Linked DNA regions of Homo sapiens: regions 2 and 3 are each linked to region 1. A link is a contact called in ENCODE Hi-C or POLR2A ChIA-PET data. All regions are on one chromosome and are shown on one strand. The core of a region is the stretch at or near the end of the contact, and the rest is flanking DNA. Distances in the headings are between cores, read along the strand shown. Region 1 holds the start of ZBTB32 (zinc finger and BTB domain containing 32). Region 2 holds the start of ALKBH6 (alkB homolog 6). Region 3 holds the start of LSR (lipolysis stimulated lipoprotein receptor).

Region 1 (4,599 bases), core at 104-2,603:
GTAGAGACGGGGTTTCACCATGTTGGTCATGCTGATCTCGAACTCCTGACCCCAGGTGATCCGCCCTCCTCGGCCTCCCAAAGTGCTGGGTTTTCAGGCGTGAGCCACCGTGCCCTGCCTGGCTGGCTCTTTTATTTTATTTTTATTTATTTATTAGAGACAGGGCCTCACTGTGTCGCCCAGGCTGCAGTGCAGTGGTGTGATCATAGCTCACTGCAGCCTCGACCTCCTGGGCTCAAGCGATCCTACTACCACCTGGACCTCTCAAAGCCCTGGGATTACGGGCATGAGCCACCGTGCCTGGCCTTGGCTTGCTCTTACGGGCCTCCCAGCCAATCAGGTGTGGCGGCAGCCTACACACCCCCTACACACCTCACAGATGGTAAAGGGTTGAGAGAAAGGTGACAGGGTTTGCAAATGGGAGCTACTTAGGGTGGCAAAATAGAAGCAAGAAAGGCAGGTCAGGCACGGTGTCTCACGGCTGTAGTTCCAGAATTTTGGGAGGCCCAGGTGGAAGGATTGCTTGAGCCCAGGAGTTCGAGGCTGCAGTGAGCTATGATTGCACCATTGCACCCCAGCACCGGCAACAGAGGGAGACCCCGTTCATAAAATAAAAATGAAATAATAATTTTTTAAAAAGCCGGGCGTGGTGGCTCACGCCTGTAATCCCAGCACTTTGGGAGGCCGAGGCGAGTGGATCACGAGGTCAGGAGATCGAGACCATCCTGGCTAACATGGTGAAACCCCATCTCTACTAAATGTACAAAAAATTAGCCGGGCGTGATGGCGGGCGCCTGTAGTCCCAGCTACTTGGGAGGCTAAGGCAGGAGAATGGTGTGAGCCCGGGAGTCGGAGCTTGCAGTGAGCAGAGATCGCGCCACTGCACTCCAGCCTGGGCGACAGAGCGAGACTCTGTCTCAAAAAAAAAAAAAAAAAAAAGGACAGTAGTACTCCTGAGCACTTGCTGAGGGAGCCTCCAGGGCTGTTCAGGTGAAGGAGAATCAGGGTCCAGTCTCTTCGTGGAGAGAGTGGGAAAAGGCAGACTCCACAGCAGATCAACGCTGGGGCCCGGCTGGAAATCAATGAAATCTCAGCCTAAGAGGCCTGAAGCCTATGGACCAATGAGACTCAAGGCTCTGCCCCTTCACAGCCAATCAGCTGCGGGTCCGAGGCAGACGCGCGGGAGTGGCGCTGTCCTAGGTGCCTCCCAGGCTGCCCAGCGTGCTCAGCTGGCCTGAGCGGGAGAATGCGGCCCGCGCTGCAGCCAATCAGCGTCCGCCTCAGGATCCAGGGGTGACCACGTGCGGGAGCGTTGCGTCCCTGGCCTCGCTCCATTCCCCACTTTTAACGGTCACTCGGCCTTAAGCCGTCCTGGGTGTATGTGAGGCTGAAAGGGAAGGAGGAACAGGGTCTGGGCCGGTGAGTGCCATAGTTTTTCTTACTTTACTTTCTTGGGCTTGGGCCCGGCCCAGGCAAATCTGGGGTATGGGGGCTTGACTGGACCTCGTTGATGATTGGGAAGTGCGGGTTGAGGGCTTTAGCCCTTGGGGCTTTCCTCTGCCTTTGAGAGGCTGGAAATGCAGCCTCCTGGCCACCTTTAGGCCTAGGTTTGGCAGAGGCTAAGCCAGCTTGCTCTCTGAGTTGGTCCACGGCCCCCGAGGCCAGCCTGAGTAGGAAGGGTGTTGTGGGGAAGTTGGAGGTCCTTAACTCTGCATGAGGTATGGCCTCCGGACAATGAGAGCTTATCAAGGGTCTCTGGACTGAGCCTGGATCCGGTGACTGAAAGGAGAGGCCTGTGGATCTCCAAAGGTTATGCAGGGGCTGGGCGCGGTGGCTCACGCCTGTAATCCCAGCACTTTGGGAGGCTGAGGCAGGTGGATCATTTGAGGTCAGGAGTTTGAGACCAGCCTGGCCAACATGGAGAAACCCTGTCTCTACGGGGTTTCTAAAAAAAATTACCTGGGCGTGGTGGCACACGTCCGTAATCCCAGCTACTCAGAAAGCTGAGGCAGGAGAATCGCTTGAACTCATTGAACTCAGGAGATGAACGTTGCAGTGAGCTGAGATCACGCCATTGCACTCCAGCCTGGGCGACAGAATGAGACCCTGTCTCAAGAAAAAAAATGAAAAGAAAAAAAAAGTTATGTAGGAAGTCACTGGCCAAGAGATGAAACTAGTGTGCACATGAAGGTTTCCTGGGGTCTTTGGAGCCAGCCTGGGCTGGGAGTGAATGTTCTGGACTCCAGGTTGAGATGTTCTTGGCAGATTTCCCAGTATGGAGTCCAGGTTGGATGATGTGGCCAAGAGGTTAGGCCAGTAATCCTCTGGAGATTCTAGGGAGAAGGATTCTGAATCCCAGCCGAGCTGTTTGCGCTGGATGAAGTATTATTGCCTTGTGGTGGCTCTGTACAGAACTGGGATTGGGTGGCCAGGCGTGGTGGCTCACACCTGTAATCCCAGCACTTTGGGAGGCTGAGGTGGGTGGATCACCAGGTCAGGAGCTCGAGACCAGCCTGACCAACATGGTGAAACCCTGTCTCTACTAAAAATACAAAAATTAGCCAGGTGTGGTGGCAGGTGCCTGTAATCCCAGCTACTCAGGAGTCTGAGGCAGGAGAATCCCTTGAACCCACGAGGCGGAGGTTGCAGTGAGCAGAGATCGCACCACTGCACTCCAGCCTGGGCAACAGAGCAATGCTCTGTCTCAAAAAAAAAAAATTAATTAAAAAAAAAAAAAAGCAGGGCCAGGCGTGGGGGCTCACATCTATAATCCCAGCACTTTGAGAGGCCAAGGCGGGCGGATTACCTGAGGTCAGAAGTTTGAGACCAGCATGACCAACATGGAGAAACCCCATCTCTACTAAAAATACAAAATTAGCTGGGCGTGGTGGCACATGCCTGTAATCCCAGCTACTAGGGAGGCTGAGGCAGGAGAATCGCTTGTACCTGGGAGGCGGAGGTTGCGGTGAGCCGAGATCGTGCCATTGCACTCCAGCCTGGGCAACAAGAGCGAAACTCCATCTCAAAAAAAAAAAAAAAACTGGAATTGGGTCATGTCTGGAGCTTTTCATTCTCCCTGTCCCACTCTTTCCCATGCCTGTTCTGATAATTCCTAGAAGATGAAGATATCAGGCTGTAGGTGCGGGGCAGGTGCATGGGGAGGATGAACATCGTAGTGGAGCACAGGAAGAGGTGTGTGAGATATTCTCCTCTTTAGGAAATCACCCAGGTTTTTGGCAGGGCGTGGTGGCTCACACCTGTAATCCTAGCACTTTGGGAGGCCGAGGCAGGTGGATCACCTGAGGTCAGGAGTTCAAGACCAGCCTGGCCAACGTGGTGAAACCCCATCTCTACTAAAAATGCAAAAAATTAGCCGGGCATGGTAGATGCCTGTAATCCCAGCTACTTAGGAGCCTGAGGTAGGAGAATCACTTGAACCCAGGAGGCAGAGGTTGCAGTGAGCCGAGATCGCGCCACTGCACTCCAGCCTGGGCAACAAGGGCAAAACTCTGTCTCAAAAATAAATAAGTAAATAACATAAAGGAAATCACCCAGGTTGTCTTTACTGATGATCTTTTTTATACTCATGGGGCAGGGTGTTGATACCTAGTTTCATTCAGCTGTTCAGTGGTATTTATGCTTTCGGAGTGCCTTCAGTACACCCAGAGTTCTTTAACCAGGGGTGAGGGTGCAAGGAGTGGCTTATGAGTGGACTTCAAGGAAGTCTAACCCCGAAACCAGTTAATATTGGGGCAGCTCAATTGGCCATTCCCTCTATGGTGTGGTGGGGGCCCGGGGTGCTGGCACATGAAGTGTGCAGTTAATCCCAGCTCGGCAGACAGCCACCAAGCATGATGGCACATGCCTGTAATCCCAGCTACTCAGGAGGCTGAGATAGGGGGATGACTTGAGCCCAGGATGTCAAGACTGCAGTGAGCCATGATTGTGCCACTGCACTCCAGGCTGGGTGACAGAGCAAGACTGTGTCTCTAAAAAAAAAAAAAAAAAAAAAGAACAATTAATGGTATGCATGTATATTATGAGGAGGGGAGGGTAAAGAATAAGCTAGACGATAGTTAACCTCTCCAGCCATGAGGCTCAGAGTAATCTGTCAATCTCTTGTCATGCATTCATATGCCAAGTGGTATAAGTGTCTACCATTTTCTTTTTTTTTTTTTTTTTCGAGATGGAGTCTTAGCTCTGTTACCAGGCTGGAGTGCAGTGGTGTGATCTTGGCTCACTGCAACCTCCGCCTCCCGGGTTTAAGCAATTCTCCTGCCTCAGCCTCCCAAGTAGCTGGGATTACAGGCACGTGCCACCACGCCCAGCTAATTTTTGTATTTTTAGTAGAGACGGCATTTCACCATGTTGGCCAGGACGGTCTCTATCTCTTCACCTTGTGATCCGCCCACCTCGGCCTCCCAAAGTGCTGGGATTACAGGCGTGAGCCACCGCACCCGGCCTGTGTCTACCATTTTCTAATGTCAACAATTGGTCCCAGGCTGGGTGGCTCACACTTGTAATCCCTGCACTCTGGGAGGCTGAGGCGGGTGGATCACTTGAGGTCAGAAGTTTGAGACCAGCCTGGCCAACATGGTA
Region 2 (4,772 bases), core at 887-3,386, 310 kb after region 1:
TTGAACCCAGGAGGCGGAGGCTACAGTGAACCGAGATCACGCCACTGCAGTCCAGCCTGGGCGACAGAGCAAGATTGTCTCAAAAAACAAACAAACAAAAATTCCTGATTCCTGGGCTCTCTGAGGACAGTTTGAGTTCTGCAACCGACTTGTTCCTATTGCCTGGGGGAGGGAGTATGCAAAGCTGGGCTATCTCAGCACAGCAAAGAAAGTACTTTGAAAATCTTCCACTGCCAAGATCCTAATGATCTAGAATGGGCTATCTCAGTCCAACAAGTCTAGCTCTAGTTGATAATCTACTCATTCCCTTCATGGTTATGGAGCTGTACTGGGCTATTTCAGCCCAGGAATTCTATAATATGTAGATTTTTCAATGCCAAGAACGCAAAGGTCTGGAATGGGCTATCTCAGCAAAAAAGTCTGTGTTCTGTAGCTAATTTTTTCCTGGACTCAAGATCAGTGGGTTACTCCAACACAGGGAAGATCTGTGCTCTGTAACTTAGGCACTGGGGCTGCAAAGGGCAGGAACTCTGAGCTTTGAAAATTCTTCTTTCCCCAAACCTTAAGAACAGAATGCAGACTGGGCCATCTCAGCGTAGATGGTCTGTATTTGGTAACCTTATTGTGCTCTGGGTCTATGCTGGGCTATTTTAGCACAGGAAAGAGTTTACTGGGCTATCTCAGCACAGAAATCTGAATACAAAATTCTTTACTCCCCAGTCTCAATGATCTGAACTGGGCTATCTCAGCCTATGTTTATAACCCCCTATTCTCTAAGCTAGCAGGATTGGGCTATCTCAGTAGAGGGAGTATGAGCTCTGTAACTTCCTTGTTCCTTCTGTCGGGGTCTTCACTGCAGCCTTGGGGGCTCTCATACAGAGGATGGACATTGGGGAGGAATATGGGAAGAGTGGGAAAACAGACCAGTAGGGCACTGAGGTCACCTGTCGAAGCAAATACTCCTCCTCTTCTTTGGAGATGAAGTCAGGGACATAGTAGATTACAGGTGGTGCCTAGGATAGAAAGACCCCCTGAAGGTGTGGCCCTTCAACCCACACAGAGGACATATCATCACAGAGCAACCCCTATGCCTGGAGACAGGCTCAGGATGTCCTCAGACAGGTCAGGGTCTAAAGTCAAGGGACCAGTGCCATTCCAGAATGGACTCTGACAGTAAGAATGAATTTGGTGGAAGGGGGCAGTCCCAACCCAAGAACTCAGGAATCAGCCTGCCTCCTTCACCCTCTGCACCCTGAGTTCTGACAACCTGCTCCACTCTGAACGGTTCCAGGGCTGGGACTCTGGCGTCCTGCTCCTCCATCAACACCAACTCCTTGCACCCAATCCTGTAGGGAGGGGAGGACATACTGAAGTCACTAGGCCTCCCGCCCTAACACCATGATGCAGCATTCCACCCCATCACAGGCCAGGCCTCACCTCAGCCCTCTTCTGAAACGCACTTGGTCTCTAAAATCTGAGTCTTCAGCATCTTACAAGCCACACAGAGAGCCCCTACGTTCCATGCCCGGACACAATGAGCCCCAAGAATAATCCCCCATTACTCTGTCCACTAAGGGCCCATCCAACTACACATATGCCTTCTCAATCCTCCCACAGAGAACATTCTCTGGCCCCACACACAGGGAGCCTTTCTCAAAAGCTCTACACATAGCCCCCAGGGCTGCACTCCAGAGCCCCTTTAAACACCTTGAGACCCCGCTTCAGACCTGCAACTGTGAGCCCGGCTATCAACACTCAGCGACCCCCGCCCCCCACCGAATCCCATTCTGTGCACTCCTGTGACCCCAATCTGAGCCTCCTCAGACATGTCCACCCTCAGCCTCCTCGGATCCCCCCATTTGGACGCCCCTCGGATTTCCCCTCCTGAGCGCCCCTTCACTCCAGCACCCTGAGATCTTTAGCTCTGAGGCTGACTCCCAAATCTTCTTCCCTCCCTGAACCATTCAGATCCCCGACTCCGAGCCTTTTAGGACTCCAAGCTCTGAGCCTCCTCGGACTCCTACTCTGGGCTCCCCCGGATCCCCACTTTCAGCCCTATTGACATCCATCTCTACCCCCAGCACTCCCCAAAACTGACCGTCCACCAGCGTCCCCTCCAATTTCCAAATTCAACATCCCCATCCCCCTCCCAGCCATTTCCGCCCCACATTACAGACGCAGAGTCCGCAGGCCAATGGGAGCTCCCAGAGGCTTCAAGGGCCCGCCTTCCACCCAATCGGCGCTCTCACTCAGTATTCGCCCGCCCCCTTCATGCTCGCCTAAGGATAGGCCGCGCCTCCTGGCCTCTGAGCCATTGGCAGGAGGGCGTGGGCGGGGCATCGTCGTCTGGCACTGGCCACTCAGAACTTAGGAACTGAACCTGGCCATTGGCGGAGTGGACCCCGATGGGTGGGACGGGGGCGGCAGCCGTGACAGCCGCGGGAAGACATGAGAGGCTGCTAGAAGGACTTCCCGCGGCCAGCGCCATCACCTGCCCACGCCGCAGGGAGGTGAGACTGAAGGAAGCACTTCCTTTCCCGTCTTCTCCCAGCAAGGGAAACCCCCAATGACCCGACACAGAGAGGCCATAGAAACGTCTTTATTGAAGAGGACAGGAGTCATGCTGAGTTTGGGGACATGCAGTGAAGGGGCAGTCGTGAGCTGTCCTTGGTGGTCGGGGCCCCAGGTCCGCCCTGGACCCCCTGGGCCTTCAGGTTCTCCCTCGAGCTGTTGGTCTGGCCCAGGTGCTGTGGGGTCCTTTGAGGCCAGTGACTAGAACGTAGATTGAAATCGGGGTTCCAGGATTTGAGATCCCCTCAGGGCCTTGGGGCCTTCCATTTATTAGAGATGGAGGCTTTAGGATTTGGGGTTCCCTTAGGGCTGGGGCTCTTGGAATTTGGTGTCTTGAAACCCATGGACTCGGGGCATTGAAATTCTCCAGTTTCCAGGGATGGGAATTCCTGTGTGGGGTTTCCTGGTGCCTGTGAATAGGGCTTGAGGTGTCTGGGAGCCTGGAATGCATATCCTGACTGCAGTCTCCTCCATACCAGGCACAAGGACCTCATGATTGGGTTTCCTGGGGACTTGGGATTGGATTTTCAAATTTGGGATTCCCTGGGGATTTGGGATTCCATGATTTGGGGGTCCTAGGAGTTACGGCATTGGGGTCTTCTAGGGGCTGTAGGACTTGAGGGCACAGGGGAGTTTGGGACGTGTGTACTCTAGGGTTTGGGATCCCCAGAGTCCTAGAATGGGGCCTCCAAATTTTGGGGTCCCCCAAAGGGGGAAGTCGTTACTTAAAAAATAGAGAATTTTCTGGGAGTCTGGCCAGCACAGGAGCTGTGGGCCATGTGGGGTGGGCTTCATACAAGGCACTGGGGGTTTCTTGAGGGTGCAGAGGGTAGGAAGACTTGGGGGGTCCTGTAATTAGCACTTCCAGGACTGTTTTGGTGTCTGTAAATTAGGGGTGACAGTGGGCTGGTTATGGTGGGTTTCTTCTTGAGGGATAAGAACAAGGGTCTTTGTTAATGAAGGAAGTCTCTGATTGAGGGGTTGGAATCTAAGGGCTTCAGGGTGACCATGGGGTCACGACATCTTGAGAGGACTGATGTTAAATGGGGAACAATGACATGAATGTCTGTTACTCTTTTGCTTTGGGGGTGTGACCTATGTTTATTTCAAGAGGACTTAAGGGGCAGTGTTTGTTAATGGGGAGGTTTCTGATCCAGGGTTGGGTGATTCAAGAATGTTCTGTTGTAATGCATTATGTGGAGAGGGTCACCATCATTTGGGGTGATATGGAAATCTGTTAATCTGGGAATCTGCTCTGAGGGGTTGGGGATAGGGACTAGCCTGAAGGTGCTACTCAGGGAATCTCTTTCTGGGTGACATGGGGTCTGTATTTGGGGGTTATTATGGGAGTATCTGTTAATAATGGGGCCTCAATGATCGAGGGCTGGCTAACAGGGGTCTCTACTCTGGATGTGTTACTGGGAATCTCTATCTCAGGGTGACTCAGGGCTCCTCGGGTGTCAGGAGATGCTAGTGGGGACTCTGTCTCTTTGTCAGGTGTCCAGGGCCTCTAAGACTGCATCTCCGCCCTCAGCATCCAGGGGAACCAGCAGCAGAACAGCAACCTGGAAAGGAGGATGACAGGGTCACGCCCTTAGGCAGGCAGCGGGGACATCTGCACCCATCACCCCCAGCCTTTCCCCCAGTGTTTGCTATCAGGCCTTTCTGGATTCTGCCTCTACCTCTCTGGCTGTGGTTTGTTTGTTTGTTTGTTTTCTGAGATGGAGTCTCACTCTGTCACCCAGGCTGGAGTGCCATGGCACGATCTCGGCTCACTGCAACCTCTGCCTCCCAGGTTCAAGCAATTCTCCTGTCTCAGCCTCCCGAGTAGCTGGGACTACAGGTGTATGCCATTGTGTCCGGCTAACTTTTGTGTTTTTGGTAGAGACGGGGTTTCACCATGTTGGCCAGGCTGGTCTTGAACTCCTGACCTCAGGTGATCCGCCTGCCTTGGCCTCCCAAAGTGCTGGGATTAAAGGCATGAGCCACCCCGCCCGGTCTCTAGCTGTTGTTCTGAGGCTCGTATGGAGTGAAGGGTGTTCTGCTTCCTTTACCGGCCCACCCGAAAGTGGAATTCACTAGAATTCAGTGCGGGGCCCTACACCCTAAAGACTGTTTCTGGGTATGCTTACAAGTCACAAGTTTTCCTAACCTCTCTTTCCAGCCCTGACCAGAGCTCCAGACCTCTGGGTCCAACTGCC
Region 3 (4,562 bases), core at 2,058-4,557, 460 kb before region 1:
AAAACAATACTGAAAGAGAAGAATAAAGTTAGAGGACTCACACTTTCCATCTGTGAACTTACTACAGAGCTATAGTAATTAAAACATATGGTACTTGCATAAGGATAGGCGTATAGATCAATGAAATAGAATACAGAACCGAGAAACAAACCCTCACATATATGATTAATTGATTTTTGACAAGGAAGCCAAGACCACTTAATGGGAAAAGGACAGTGTTTTCAACAAATGGTAGAGGGAAAACTGAATATCCATATGCAAAAAAATGAAGTTGGACCCTTCTACCACATACTAAAATTAAAATGGCCCAGGCCGGGTGCAGTGGCTCACACCTATGTGAGCACTTTGGGAAGCCAAGGCAGGTAGATTACTTGAGGTCAGGAGTTCGAGACCAGCCTGGCCAACATGGTGAAACCCCATCTCTTCTAAAAATACAAAAATTAACCCAGTGTGGTGGCATGCACCTGTAATCCCAAATACTCGGGAGGCTGAGGCATGAGAATCGGTTGAACCCGGCAGGTGGAGGTTGCAGTAAGCGGAGATCACACCACTGCACTCCAACCTGGGCGACAAAGTGAGACTCAGTCTCAAAAAATAAAATGAAATAAAATAAAGTGGCTCAAAGACTCAATTTAAGAGTTAAAACTATAAAACTCTTAGAAGAAAATATTGTTGAAAATCTTCATCACATTGGACTTGGCAACAACTGCATAAATAGGATACCAAAAGTACAAGGAAGAAAAAATAGTAGGTAAATTGAACTTCATCAAATTAAGAACTTTTGTGCACCAAAGGACACTATCAAGAAAGTGAAAAAACCTGGAGAATGGAAGAAAATATTTGCAGATCATATATCTAACAAGGGATTAATATTCAAAATATATATAGAACTCCTACAACTTGACAACAAAAAAACAAACAACCCAATTCAAAAATGGGCAAAGTACTTGAATAGACACTTCTCCAAAGAAGATATACTAATGGACAATAAATTCGTGGAAATATGCTCAACATCGTTAGTCATTGGGGAAATGCAGATTACAACCACAATGAGATGCCACTTCACACTAACCAGGATGGCCATAATCAAGAAAATGGATAATAAGTTTTGGTGGGGATGTGGAGAAATTGGAATCCTCCGTGCATTGCTGGTGGGAATGTACAATAGTGCAGTCATTGGGGAAAACAGTTTGGCAGTTCCTCAAAAGGTTAAAAATAGAACTACCAAGTCACCCAGCAATTCCATTCTTAGGCATATATTCAAAAGAAATGAAAGCAGATATTTGTACACCAGTGTTCACAGCTGCACTATTTACAATAGTCAAAAGGTAGAAACAACCTAGGTCCATCCACAAATGAATGGATAAATAAAACGTAGCATATACATACAATGGTACACTAGTCCGCTGTAAAAAGAAATTTTGATCTTACTGCATGCTACATGGCTTCGACATACTACAACATGGATGGACCTTGAAAACATTATTCTTTGTGAAATAAACTAGACACAGGACAAATGTTAGACGATTCCACTTATATGAGGCACCTAGAATGGGCAATTTGGTAAGCAAAGTAGAATAGAAATTACTAGGGGCACAGGTAGCAGGGAATGGGGAGTTACTGTTTAATGGTCACAGAGTTTATGTTGGGGATGATGAAACAGTTTCGGGGATAAAGAGTGGTGATTGGTACACGACATTGTGAATATACTTAATGCCACTGAATTTTACACTTGAAGTGGTTAAAGCGATAAATATTATAGTTTGCATATTTTATCATAAAAATATTTTTTTAAACGATGAAGGGACGTGAACGGGTTGAAATTTTATAAAAAGTGGCCAGGGAAGGTGTCACTGCAATGGTGTCCTACAGGAGGAGGAAGATCATGTGGACATCTGCGGGAAGGGTGTTCTGGCAGAGGGAGTAGCACGGGCGATGGCTCTGAGGACTGTGAGAAGTATAGTTGGAAACAGCGAGGAGGCCAGGGTGTCCGAAGCTGAGTAAGCCAGAGAGAGTGGGAGGAGGTGAGATAAGAGGGGGAAGGTCAGTTTCTGCTGAGAGTGAGGAGGAGCCACAGGAGGGCTGTGAGCAGGTGGACGTGATCTGGCTTGAGTTTTAACAGGGCCAGTAGAACAAAGCACGCCTGGGTACCGAAACCAGCCACTGGCCAGTTGGCAACCTGGGGGAGTCTAACGCGAGGAAGCGCCCAGGGTTCCCCCAGGATGCGCTTTCCCTCGCCGCCACCTGGAGACAGCAGAGTCACGCCCAGCGCTGCGCAGGCTGATCGCCGCGCCGCGCCCCCGCCCTCGGTCGCAGGTGGCTCGTTCCGGGAATTCCTAAGCGGAAACCGGTCCCAAGCCCCGCGCCTTCGCTCGGCCCCTTTAAGAGCCAGAATTTCCGGAGGGCTGACCCGGGGGCTAGGGATGCCCAGGGGCCGAACCACAAGTTGGGAACGGGTGGGGGAGGTGGCGAAAACTTCCGAAGTGGAATTCCAACTTTTCCTGGCCCTGATTCCCCTTGGGCATCCCTGAGGGGGCAGAGCTTCCCTTCCGGGGACTTTAGAGGGTTCCTCAGGTCATCTAACTGGGAGACACAGGAGGCCCGAAGCGCCCCCCCTCCACCCGGTCCGGAGGAACCCCAGTGGAAGTGGAGAAGTCAGGCGCCACCAACAAGCCTCTCCCAGCCAGGACTTTGCTTAGACTCGCTCCTCCCGGCAGGGCGCACCTAGGCGGGTCCATCGCCAGCCGGGGAGAGGGGTTTGGGCAGGGAGGGAACAGGTGCGCGGCGGGACCCGCCCTATCTCAACAGGTGAATCGCTCCAAGTGGGTCTCGGTTGCATGGATCTCGGTGCGCTTGGTTTGGCCGGAGCAGATGGGGGCCGGAAGGGACCTGTGGTCCGCAGGCGCCCTCCCAGCGGGCCAGTCACTTGGTTCGGGCCCTGGGGGACGGAGCGCACCTGGGTCAGCCCACTTCCGGGGAGGGAGGCAGAGGAACCCCTCCCCGCCGCTCACCCCTAAGCCCAGCCCTCGGCTCCCACCCTTGTGTACCTGGGCCGAACCATTCACCGGAGCGCGCAGCGGGTGGAGTGTGGCTCGGAGGACCGCGGCGGGTCAAGCACCTTTCTCCCCCATATCTGAAAGCATGCCCTTTGTCCACGTCGTTTACGCTCATTAAAACTTCCAGAATGCAACAGGACGGACTTGGAGTAGGGACAAGGAACGGAAGTGGGAAGGGGAGGAGCGTGCACCCCTCCTGGCCTTGGTGCGCGCCGCGCCCCCTAAGGTACTTTGGAAGGGACGCGCGGGCCAGACGCGCCCAGACGGCCGCGATGGCGCTGTTGGCCGGCGGGCTCTCCAGAGGGCTGGGCTCCCACCCGGCCGCCGCAGGCCGGGACGCGGTCGTCTTCGTGTGGCTTCTGCTTAGCACCTGGTGCACAGGTACGGGGCACGGGGCCTCTGACGCTGCGGAACGCCGGAGGGAACTGTAGAGGGGGATGGATGGAGTTGGAGGCGGCGGGAAGCGGGAAGCGGGGGTCTCAGAGGCTGGGACCTTCCGATCCCCTGGGTCTTGGGCGATCTGTTGCGCGCGGGAGTGAGAGGAATTCCCCATTTGTGCCGGGGAGCGCTCCCCGCGCCCTTATCTGGAAGATAGCAGGAAGTGAAACTCCCTGGACGGTGAGACCCGGAGCGGCAGGGAGAATGGAACTCTTTGTGGGGAGGGAGTGGAAGACCGCCCGATCTCTGGGAAAAGAAAAGCCGGGATGGGACTTGGGCGCACCCGGGGATTTCTAAGTTTTGGAGTAACGGGGAGAGGGCACGGGAGGGCTGGATCAGACGCTTCCTAGAGGGACAGAGACGAAGGAACAATGCCTAGGCCTCGGGTGGGTGTGGGACTGGGGACTCCCCATCCCCCGCACCCCACCCACCTCCCGCGGGCTCCGGATTATACGTGCGTAAGAGTCTGGTGGGATGGATTTACGGACTTGAAACCGACTTCTGCTGGCAGGCTTTCACCTGGATGGGATATTTGGGTGGTGATGAGGTCTTTCCCGAGACACTTTTGGTTCAGTCATTTGAAATGACTTTAGAGTAGGGTGAGGTGGTGGGAGGCTGATGGAGATATTGTGGGGGCTTTAGTCCCTCCATGGCAAAGCAGTTCAGGCAAACAACTCCATGGTTTTCCCTCCAAATTCAAAAGGCCCCGGGTAACCTGGAATCCTTCGTAGTCGGTTTTGAAGTGGGGCCTTGGGCGCTGGGGGCATCAACATGGCCATCTGGGCTTGCCTGCCCAGGCCACACAGAGGCCCCTTGTTGTGGGTGAATGGCAAAGGGAAGAGGGGACTGGTGTGGTTCAGAGGCCACAGGCTGGGAAGAGGGATGGCGGGCGAGTCCAAGGAAACTGGCCGTGTCACCGTGCACCTGCCACTTCAGCCCCACGGGTCTATAAAATGGGCATGATTATCGTGGCTACCTCACTGGTCCTGGCAATTAAGGAACAATGTGTGCCAGGCACTCTGTAAACCACATACTTGCGAGTGTCAAGCTGGTGACAGGTGGCGTTCC

The links. A loop is a pair of places that touch in the nucleus more often than their neighbours do. ChIA-PET counts read pairs that join two places held with the same protein, here RNA polymerase II (POLR2A). Pooled maps may share reads with other maps.
Region 2: a loop to region 1 is called in a pooled map, with 6 times the contacts of the local background. The contact joins the promoter of ALKBH6 here to the promoter of ZBTB32 in region 1. A Hi-C loop is called at or near these places in 1 of 168 maps with a recorded cell type or tissue (naive thymus-derived CD4-positive, alpha-beta T cell), 3 of 37 single-sample maps with no recorded cell type and 12 of 50 pooled maps. POLR2A ChIA-PET finds 5 or more read pairs at or near these places in 2 of 52 experiments (CD4-positive, alpha-beta T cell and HEK293).
Region 3: a loop to region 1 is called in a pooled map, with 4 times the contacts of the local background. The contact joins the promoter of LSR here to the promoter of ZBTB32 in region 1. A Hi-C loop is called at or near these places in 1 of 168 maps with a recorded cell type or tissue (PC-9), 5 of 37 single-sample maps with no recorded cell type and 8 of 50 pooled maps. POLR2A ChIA-PET finds 5 or more read pairs at or near these places in 1 of 52 experiments (WTC11).

What each region holds. Positions count from the first base shown.
Region 1 is chr19:35,703,205-35,707,803 of GRCh38, forward strand. It overlaps ZBTB32 (zinc finger and BTB domain containing 32), which reads left to right and starts at 1,354. Exons shown (of 7, transcript NM_014383.3): 1 at 1,354-1,419.
Region 2 is chr19:36,012,077-36,016,848 of GRCh38, forward strand. It overlaps ALKBH6 (alkB homolog 6), which reads right to left and starts at 2,137. Exons shown (of 7, transcript NM_032878.5): 1 at 2,099-2,137; 2 at 1,268-1,346; 3 at 945-1,013. The coding sequence starts at 1,321. It overlaps CLIP3 (CAP-Gly domain containing linker protein 3), which reads right to left. Exons shown (of 14, transcript NM_015526.3): 14 at 2,584-4,136. The coding sequence ends at 4,082. LOC101927572 (a long non-coding RNA gene) reads left to right here and starts at 2,426. Exons shown (of 4, transcript NR_170988.1): 1 at 2,426-2,510; 2 at 4,736-4,772. RefSeq lists an enhancer at 2,527-2,626.
Region 3 is chr19:35,245,695-35,250,256 of GRCh38, forward strand. It overlaps LSR (lipolysis stimulated lipoprotein receptor), which reads left to right and starts at 3,308. Exons shown (of 10, transcript NM_205834.4): 1 at 3,308-3,437. The coding sequence starts at 3,329. RefSeq lists enhancers at 1,892-2,061, 2,195-2,997, 2,998-3,799 and silencers at 2,912-2,991, 3,402-3,471.